2 separate regions of the Homo sapiens genome follow, and region 2 is linked to region 1. A link is a loop called in an ENCODE intact Hi-C map of the cell type or tissue named here. Cell type or tissue: PC-9. All regions are shown on one strand. Each heading gives the region's core, and the rest is flanking DNA. Links, peaks and the distances in the headings are about the cores only. Region 1 has its middle 17 kb from the start of HENMT1. Region 2 has its middle 61 kb from the start of LINC02785.

What was found. Hi-C counts contacts between places; a loop is a spot of excess contacts. Peaks named below come from ENCODE experiments on the same cell type or tissue, not always from the same donor. Only the 100,000 strongest peaks of a DNase experiment are listed, where the experiment ranks them.
Region 2: a loop joins it to region 1, with 4 times the contacts of the local background. A loop is called at or near these places in 2 of 110 quality-filtered maps.

Annotation. Positions count from the first base shown.
Region 1 is chr1:108,641,753-108,646,148 of GRCh38, reverse strand. No RefSeq gene overlaps it. Among named protein-coding and RNA genes, the nearest start is that of HENMT1, 17 kb to the left of the region's middle. RefSeq lists a silencer at 3,411-3,611. In PC-9, for the core only: CTCF peaks have their summits at 2,257 and 2,459 (motif pointing right); a DNase peak (open chromatin) is centred at 2,418.
Region 2 is chr1:108,123,328-108,127,723 of GRCh38, reverse strand. No RefSeq gene overlaps it. Among named protein-coding and RNA genes, the nearest start is that of LINC02785, 61 kb to the right of the region's middle. RefSeq lists a silencer at 1,855-1,994. In PC-9, for the core only: CTCF peaks have their summits at 1,807 and 2,009 (motif pointing right); a DNase peak (open chromatin) is centred at 2,033.

The DNA.
Region 1 (4,396 bases), core at 209-4,208:
CAAAGGCCCTCTGTCCGTCCTCACCTTTCTAGGCCTCTGCAGTTTTCACTCTAGAGTTCCCTTCTCATCATTGCTCTTCTGTGGTAGAGCCAAGGTTTCTAGCCAAGACCAGCCGTTTCTCTGATCTTTCTTGAAAGTTAATCAGTTAACTTTGTTCGAGCCTAATCACTGGAGCCCCCATGTGGAAACATTTTAAGTGCTCATGACTGCCATGGGGGCTGGAGCTGCTCTTCCCCATGGCCTTCCCGCTCTCTCTGCGGCTTCTGTACCTACGTTCTTCTTGAGAAGTTTGTCTTTCCCCCAACCTGGATACAGGCCTTTCTTTGCACACTGAAAGGCTCATTAATACTTGAGGTCAGGGGTTGCCAGACGTGCTTTTGGGGCTAGACAGTAAATCTTTGCAGGTGATCCAGTCTCTATCACAACTATTCAACTCTGCTTGAGTCAAAGCCACCACAGACAATGTGAAAACAAGTGCGCTGAGCAGGAGACAGAGTTTAATCTGCAGTCTTCTTTGAGAGAAGGTTCTCACTGCCACTGCCCACCTCCCAGACTAGATACGAAATCTGCACTACCAGGTATTGAAACCTCCCTGGCCCTTGAGATCTGAATATAATTTGCCTCCAACTCCTATTTCCATAGTCTGGGTAACTCCAAAACTCTGAGACTTCTATGATTTCCTAAAAGCTTACGTTATCACAGCACTGCCTGCCTTCAAGTTCAGTTCCATACAACTGAGATGTGAATCTCAGCCCCTTCTATGCTGCTCCGAGGCTCCTCAAACACATCCCACCTTACCCTCCTTCTCATCTGGCAGCAGCTCCCAGCTCACCTTCCCCAGCTGCCCTCGCTTGCCCCACCCCCTCCCCTCCTTTCCTGTGACTGCCAACCTGCTGCCCCACGGCACGCCCAGCAGTTCAGCTCCCTTCAAGTGTTCTCAGCCCTCAGTTCTGCCAGCGGTTATCAAGGGAGAACTCCAAATAAAGGCAATTTCTTCAACTAGAGTTTGGGTGCCAAGAACATTAAATCTTTATCTCGTTATGCCTGGTCCTGTGGAGACTGTGTGTCGAGCAGTTGACAGGAAGTCAGGGACTGAGCAGTGTCAGCAGTGGCAATGTGGTCTTTTGAAGACTGAGAACTGTGGGTTTCTGCCTTCATGAAGGATGCTAGGTGCTAACTACAGCAAACATGGCTTATCATTATATTTGTGAACCTCGAACATTTGAGACAGGTCTCAGCTAATTTAGAAAGTTTATTTTGCCAAGGTTGAGGACACGCTCCCATGACACAGTCTCAGGAGGTCCTGACAACATGTACTCAGGGTGGTCGGGGCACATCTTGGTTTTATACATTTTAGGGAGACATGAGACATTAATCAATATATGTAAGAAGTACATTGGTTCCATCCAGAAAGGCGGGGACAACTCAAAGCAAGGAGGGAGCTTCCAGGGCACTGGTAGAGGAGAGACAAATGGTTGCATTTTTTTGAGTTTCTGATAAGCTTTTCCAAAGGAGGCAGTCAGATATGCATCTACCTCAGTGAGCAGAGGGATGACTTTGAATAGAATGGGAGCTAGGTTTGCCCTGAGTAGTTTCCAGTTTGAATTTTCCTTTCGCTTAGTGATTTTAGGGGTCCAAGATATTTTCCTTTCACATATATGATGCACATCCTTGGTGATATCTAGAAAAAGGGGACAGCTGGGAATATTGCTGAGGTCTAGCAAACAAGCTGCTAGGAGCTGGAAGTTGGAAATGTGTATAGTAAATGTTAAATACAAGCTTTTGAAGCCAGCAGTATGTGTTAATACCTTTTATCTTGAAAGTTAACAATTCATGTCCTCTATTTCTCTGTTGGGTTCTTAATGTTCCTGCTGAATTGTGTGTACTCTGCCTGCACACTTTTGCCTCCACTGCTGCAACAATCTCATTTCTTTCTACATGCTCAACTTCATCCTGCATGCTAGACTCAAGCTAGAATTAGTCAGATTAAACTGTGATCTGATTGTATTGTCTTACCCAACAACATGACTCCCTGCTCCCACACATCACCCTTGACCCATCAGAGCCTTTGCTTTCACTGAACAGGCTCTGTGTGTTCTCACTGCTGTTTCCCACCTGGCCCTGTACATATGTTCTTTACCATGCTGCCCAAGCAGTGCTTTTGGGTAGAAATCTTCATGGAACTGTACTTAGAGAATTTTTCATTAATCCTACACCAAAGGAAACAATTTTACTTTAAGCAAAATGTGCAATGCTTCAAAGTCTGTTGAAATTATTTCAAATTTTAAAAATTACAAGATAAAAAATGTGTTTTTCCTTTGGTCTAAATTTCATGAAATATATGTGAAATAGGAGCAGATAGGATCACTTGAGACAGGTAGATTTGAACTGAATCAACAGACGTTCAAGGCCAGAAGGTGGCACACTTTTCCTATTTTAAGTAGCTGCACATACTCGCTTTAAGGGTTCCCCAATATAAGATTCAAAAAACAAGATGCCAAAAAAGCTTAGCATGCCAACTTTCTGCAGAGGTTTGAGGTTTTCTGCAATGCATACACTAAGGAAAAACAGTGTTGAAATGGTTTGAAGATCTGCGGTGAAGTCAATTTCTTAAGAAATGGTTGAGGTAATACCTCAACCTAGCTGGGTTATAAATGCATGGGAATGAGGTCTAAACATTCATTTGGGAAATTTTCTGACATTTCCTATTAAATAGGTTCACATGGAATAGAGATCACTGACCCAGGGACTGTCTAAATTTATGCCTGTTTAGGTTTCTTTTTTTTTTTTTTTTTAGACAGAGTCTTACTCTGTCGCCCAGGCTGGAGTGCAATGGCACGATCTCAGCTCACTGCAACTTCCACCTCACGGGTTCAAGTGATTCTCCTGCCTCAGCCTCCCAAGTAGCTGGAATTACAGGCACCCGCCACCACGCCCAGCTAATTTTTTGTATTTTTAGTAGAGACGGGGTTTCACCATGTTGGTCAGACTGGCCACAAACTCCTGACCTCAGATGATCCACCCACCTCGGCCTCCCAAAGTTCTGGGATTACAGGCGTGAGCCACTGCGCCCAGCCTAGGTTTCTTAATTTTCTGTTAAACTTTGTATAATGTGGACTGGATTAATTCCACCAGTGATTTCCTACCTATCATACAAATGGAAGGAAAGATTTCATTATGTGCTGCTACCAGATAAGTGATGCATAGGTACAGGAAGCGAAGTGAAAACAGGTGAAAGAGAAAGGGAAGGACAGACAGAGAAAGAGGAAGAAAGCCACCAGGTGTTGAAGAAAGGTGGGCCAAGTCGAAACAAGAAGGCTGGGTCTGAGAACTCCATGTTGGAGATGTGGGCAGCATCTGAGGGGGCAGATCAGAGTCCTGCCAGGTTCTGCTGTGATCTGGTACAAAGTTATTCTGGGTGATCCTCTGTACTGGGGAGGAGTGTGGAGGTTTTCCCCTAGAGTGTCCATACCCTACTCTGTCCTGACAAGAGCAGGGTGCTTTCTCTTTAGTCATATAACCTTTTTAAATCTGCACTGTCCAGGGAGGCCCTGACAATCTGCAGAGAAGATGCTGGGTTCAAACTGACATTAAACCATAGTTCTTTATTAATATTAAATTGCTATTATAATTTGAATATCAGCAGAGGGACACTGTTGGCATTGTTTTTGTTCTCTGAGGACATTCTGGTCTATGGGAATAGAACAGTCTGTACGAGGATATAGGTGACATAAATACCATTTGTTAAGTGATGATCTTAAACTGTAATAGTGAAAAAATGTTTGTGGGTACATAGTAGGTGTATATAGGGGGTATATGAGATATTTTGATATAGGCATGTAATGTGTAATAATCACATCAGGGTAAATGTGTTTTAACATTTATCATTAATAATGTGAAGTAACAGTATCTGTTACTTCAAGCATTTATCCTTTGTGTTACAAACAATCCAATTATACTTTTTTTTTTTTTTTGAGATGGAGTCTTGCTCTGTCGCCCAGGCTGGAGTACAATGGTGCGAGCTCGGCTCACTGCAACCTCGTCTCCTGGGTTCAAGCGATTCTCCTGCCTCAGCCTCCTGAGTAGCTGGGATTACAGGCGTGCACCACCACACCCGACTAATTTTTGTATTTTTAGTAGAGATGGGGTTTCACCATGTTGGTCAGGCTGGTCTCAAACTCCTGACCTCTAGTGACGCGCCTGCCTTGGCCTCCCAAAGTGCTGGGATTACAGGCTTCAGCCACTGCGCCTGGCCCAATTATACTCTTAAAATGTACAATTAAATTATTTTTGATTATAGTTACCCTTTTTTGCTAGCAAATACTACATCTTATTCATTCATTTTTTTTGCCCACCTCCCACACCCTACCCCCTAACTACCCTTCCCAGCCTCTGG
Region 2 (4,396 bases), core at 275-4,274, 520 kb after region 1:
GGTGGCACATGCCTGGAATCCCAGCTACTTGGGAGGCTGAGGCACGAGAGTCGCTTGAACCCAGGAGGTGGAGGTTGCAGTGAGCTGAGATTGCGCCACTGCATGCCAGCCTGGGTGACAGAGTGAGACTCCACTTAAAAAAAATTAAAAAAAAAAAAATAATAATAATAAAAAAAGAAAGAGTCTCCATGGAACACTTGATCCCTAATTGGCAGAAGAGGTCAAGGAAAAACACTAATGTGAAACAAGGGCAAAAGGTGCAAGAAAATTAAAAGGCAGTTAATAACTTCAGGAAAAATTAAAAAGCTCTAATATAAACGAAATGTGGCTGGGTGTGGCGGCTCATGCCTATATAATCCCAGCACTTTGAGAAGCTGAAGTGGGCAGATCGCTTGAGGCTAGGAGTTTGAGACCAGCCTTGGTAACGTAGCAAAACCCCATCTGTACGAAAAATATAAAAATTAGCTGGGCATGGTGGCCTGTGCTTGTAGTCCCAGCTATTGAGGGGAGAGCAGCTAAGGTGGGAGGATTGCTTGAGCCTGGGAGGTCAGGCTGCAGTGAGCTGTGATTGTGCCACTGCACTCCAGCCTGGGCAACAGAGCGAGACCCTGTCTCAAAAAAAAAAAAAAAGAAATGTAATTATAGTGAACACTAGCTCGGCAGTGAAAAATACTGCAAAGTCACATCATCAATGTGCTTTCAAAATCAAACTGTAGGCCTAAATATAGCTATAGAAGAATGTAAACAAGGAAGCAAATGTAATCAGAAGCTGAGCAGTAGGAGAGAGGAGGTGGGGTGAAAAGGGAAGGATGAGGAAGGTGGGGGTGTGCAAGGCTCTTGCTTACCTGGGTACCCGACAGGTGAGATGGCTGTAGCAGACACTGGCAGTTCCCTGCCCACACACCTGGCCCTGACCACGGCTGCACAAGGCAGCTCTGTGTGCAATTGCCAGCATCTGCTTTGGTGTTGCTCTTGGTGCTGGAGCTTACTTGCTGCCCATGTGACAGGAGCAGCTCTAAACCAGTGGTCGTGAGCTCTGTTTCGCACTGGCTCCCATTTCTACACTGGGTCTGGTGCAGGTGCCTATGGTGGCAGCTGGTGTGATGATTTGCCCTTTACTGATGGCCTTCTCCTCATCTTACTTTCCCATCCTGTCCTTGAATCATCCATTTCAGGATCTGCCTCTGAAAGAACCCAAACTAAGGCAGTCAATCCACCACAGACAGACAAGGAAATAGAAGCAGAGCGTTTTATTTAGAGATTATGGAGGAAAATACGAAAAGAAGCAACTAACAGAACTGCAGGTCATTACCTCTAGGGACCAAGACTAGAGGTGGGAAGGGGCGGAAGAGGAGACCATGCTTTTAAATATATGCATGGCATGTGCTACTTTAATATAATTAAAAACAATCACTTAAAGCAAATTGGAACAGTGTAACAAATGAAATCAAATGAAATCAAAAGGAGAGAGCACAAATATATCTGAGTAACTTGGTCTGTCCCCCAGCCCCCTTAATGTTGTTACCTGAATATGTCAATTGTTGTCAAAAGACAAGCATAAACTGAAATCGATTATTGTATGGATCTGAACCGATGGAAAATATTCTCTGTACAGCAATTTTAAAAGTATAATGGTAATCACTGTGTTAGGGATTAAGTATACTTCCCACCCTGTGTTTTTGCCATTGTATAGGAAAAATCATGCAGAATACATTGATAATCACTGTAGAAATGAGATGAGATTTATTAACTAAAACACTTAGCACTTCACCTGGCACTACTTTATGAAGAAGCACTTTGTATAGGGCACTATGTGTAGTTTATATATATAAAGAAACATTTGTGTATTGGGTTTGAATGTTACTTGTTGTTGTTGAATATTCTTCTGCTAGTCCACCCTGTCCCTGATGGAAGCTATGCCCCCGGATCAGAAACGCTTGATGCTCAAGCGGTCCTGGGAAACCACTATTGCAAGTAACTGTCAGTGCCCTCTACTTTCCACTAGATGGCAGACTTCCCCCAGCTCTGTGGACGGCAGATACCCAGGAGAGGAGGACAGAGCTTCAGATCTTTGCTTTCTCCCTTTCCCTTGACCTGGAAAATCACTGGGCTGCCTCTGAGGCCAGATTTAGATTTCCTGCACAAGCCATCATTACCTTGTTTAGAGGAGTGAAATTAGGGTCGACCTGTCCTGTCATTCCAGGACAGAAGGTGACAAATAAGGTCCTTTATGTGTAGCACTGAGGAGAAGGGCTTGTTCTTAATTTTTAAGATATTTTCCAAAAATAGAAAAATTCTGTTTTACAAGTCAAATAAGAAATGATTGAAAAACAAGTATCACTGTTCATATACAGAGTCGTAGGTAAATGTTCAGATACAAAAATTGTGACCATAGAGCATATTTTTGGATATTTGTTTTCATAGTGTGATGAATATTTTTGTTTGCTTAAAATTATTTCAGAAGTATAATCATAATTCAAGCTTGAAATACAAGAGTGGTAAAATGAGAGCAAAAATAAACAAGTAATAAAACGCACCACAAAATTTCTGACTCCATTCCCTTTTAGGGATTTCTTTTTTTACAAGAGTTATTTTTATTGATTTGTGTGACACACTGGCTGACACGTTTTAAAATAAATAAACTTTGGGTTTCAGATGAACACAGTTTGCATGCTGTCTCTCTGGAACAATACACATCAGAGGAAGAAGTTAATAGGAAAATCAGGCAACCCAAACTGTGTTTTTTAGGTTAATCAGGAATTTCCTTCAATTCTAGTAAACAGGTGGAAATAGAAATTTTGAGCTGAGAAAAGTAGGAATCAGGACGTGGAAGGGAAAAGCTGGGTTCTGCTGCGGTGATGTGGGTGACCCTTCATGATGAGCCAGCTGTCTATTCTCCCAGCTCTCTCCCGGCGGTAGGAACTGAGAAGAGGCGCCCCTCGCTGCAGGCCCTTTGATGCCTCTCCTCTCCCCTGTCCTTTCACCCCCGACTCTGTGAGTTGCTTTTAGATATCGTTCTTTACTTACCAATTGTCTCTTTCTCCCCTGCTTGTTAACGTATCATGAAAAAACTGTGACGTGATGACCCCCCATGAATGCCTCTGGAGGAAAAGTGCTAGAAAATTTAAAAAGAAAATTAAGGTGATAAAACTGGCCTCATTAATCTGTTAAACTCCTTCAACATTGCCAAAAACAGAGGTGAGCTTCTCAGCTCAGTTTCCCCAAAATTCACAGAAAAAATTACTGTGCTTGAAAAGAAAACACAGCGGGCCAGGCGCAGTGGCTCATGCCTATGACTCTAGCACTTTAGAAGGCCACGGTCAGAGAACTGCTTGAACCTAGGAGTTTGAGACCAGCCTGGGAACATAGTAAGACCTCATCTCTACAAAAAAAGGAGCAAAAATTAACCAGGTGTGGTGGTGCATGCCTGTAGTCCCAAGCTACAGGCTGGGAGGCAGAGGCAGGAGGATCACTTGAGCCCAGGAGGTAGAGGTTACAGTGAGCTGAGAGGGCATCACTGCACTGCAGCCTGGGCAACAGAGTGAGACCCCATCCCCTCCCCACAAAAAGAAAAGAAAAACACAGAGGATGTAAAATGGAGCTGAGATAGTGATATTCTGCCCAATATTTTAGGCAGTGCTGGGATTTTCTCACTAAATGATCAATATTGAAAACTAAAATATTTTATTAAAATGAGAAAAAATTATCAAAGTGAAGATTAAAATTATAAGGCTCATTCAAAGAGACGAGGGTGTACTTATATAATCTCCCAGTTTTAACTGCAAGATGTTTCATGACTTATGATGGGGTCATGTCACATCCTGATAAACCCATAGTAAGTCGAAAATAGCATAAGCCAAAAACGCATTTAATACCCCAATAAACCAATCATGAAGCTGAAAATCGTAAATCAAACCGTCACTAAGTTGGGGACTGTCTGTATTGTTTACTTTAATATTTTGGAAAGTTTTTTAGTGTGTGATACCAAAATCTACTTGACATTTAAGCACTGATTAACGCTAATGATTTTCACTGGGTCTTTTTTAAGCCCTAGCACAGCTGTTTGAAAACTTGGCTGAACATTAGAACCACCTGGGCGGGAGCTGGGGTTAGCTTTTAAAACTCTCAGGTCATATCCCAGACCAATTAAAGCAGAATCTCTGGGGTGGGACACAGGCACCAGTATTTTTAAAATTCCCCCAGGTGATTCCAACTGCTGCCAAGGTTGAGAACCACTGCAGTCTGGCTTCATTCTGACCACTGTCTACACATGATGTTAGTAATGGTTGGGATTGAAGGACTATAAATACAAGGACAGTGTTTCCCAGTGCCCTCCCAAGTGGAGGAGGCCAGGAGGGAGAGATGACGGGATTTGCTGACCAATTAGGTAGAGGTT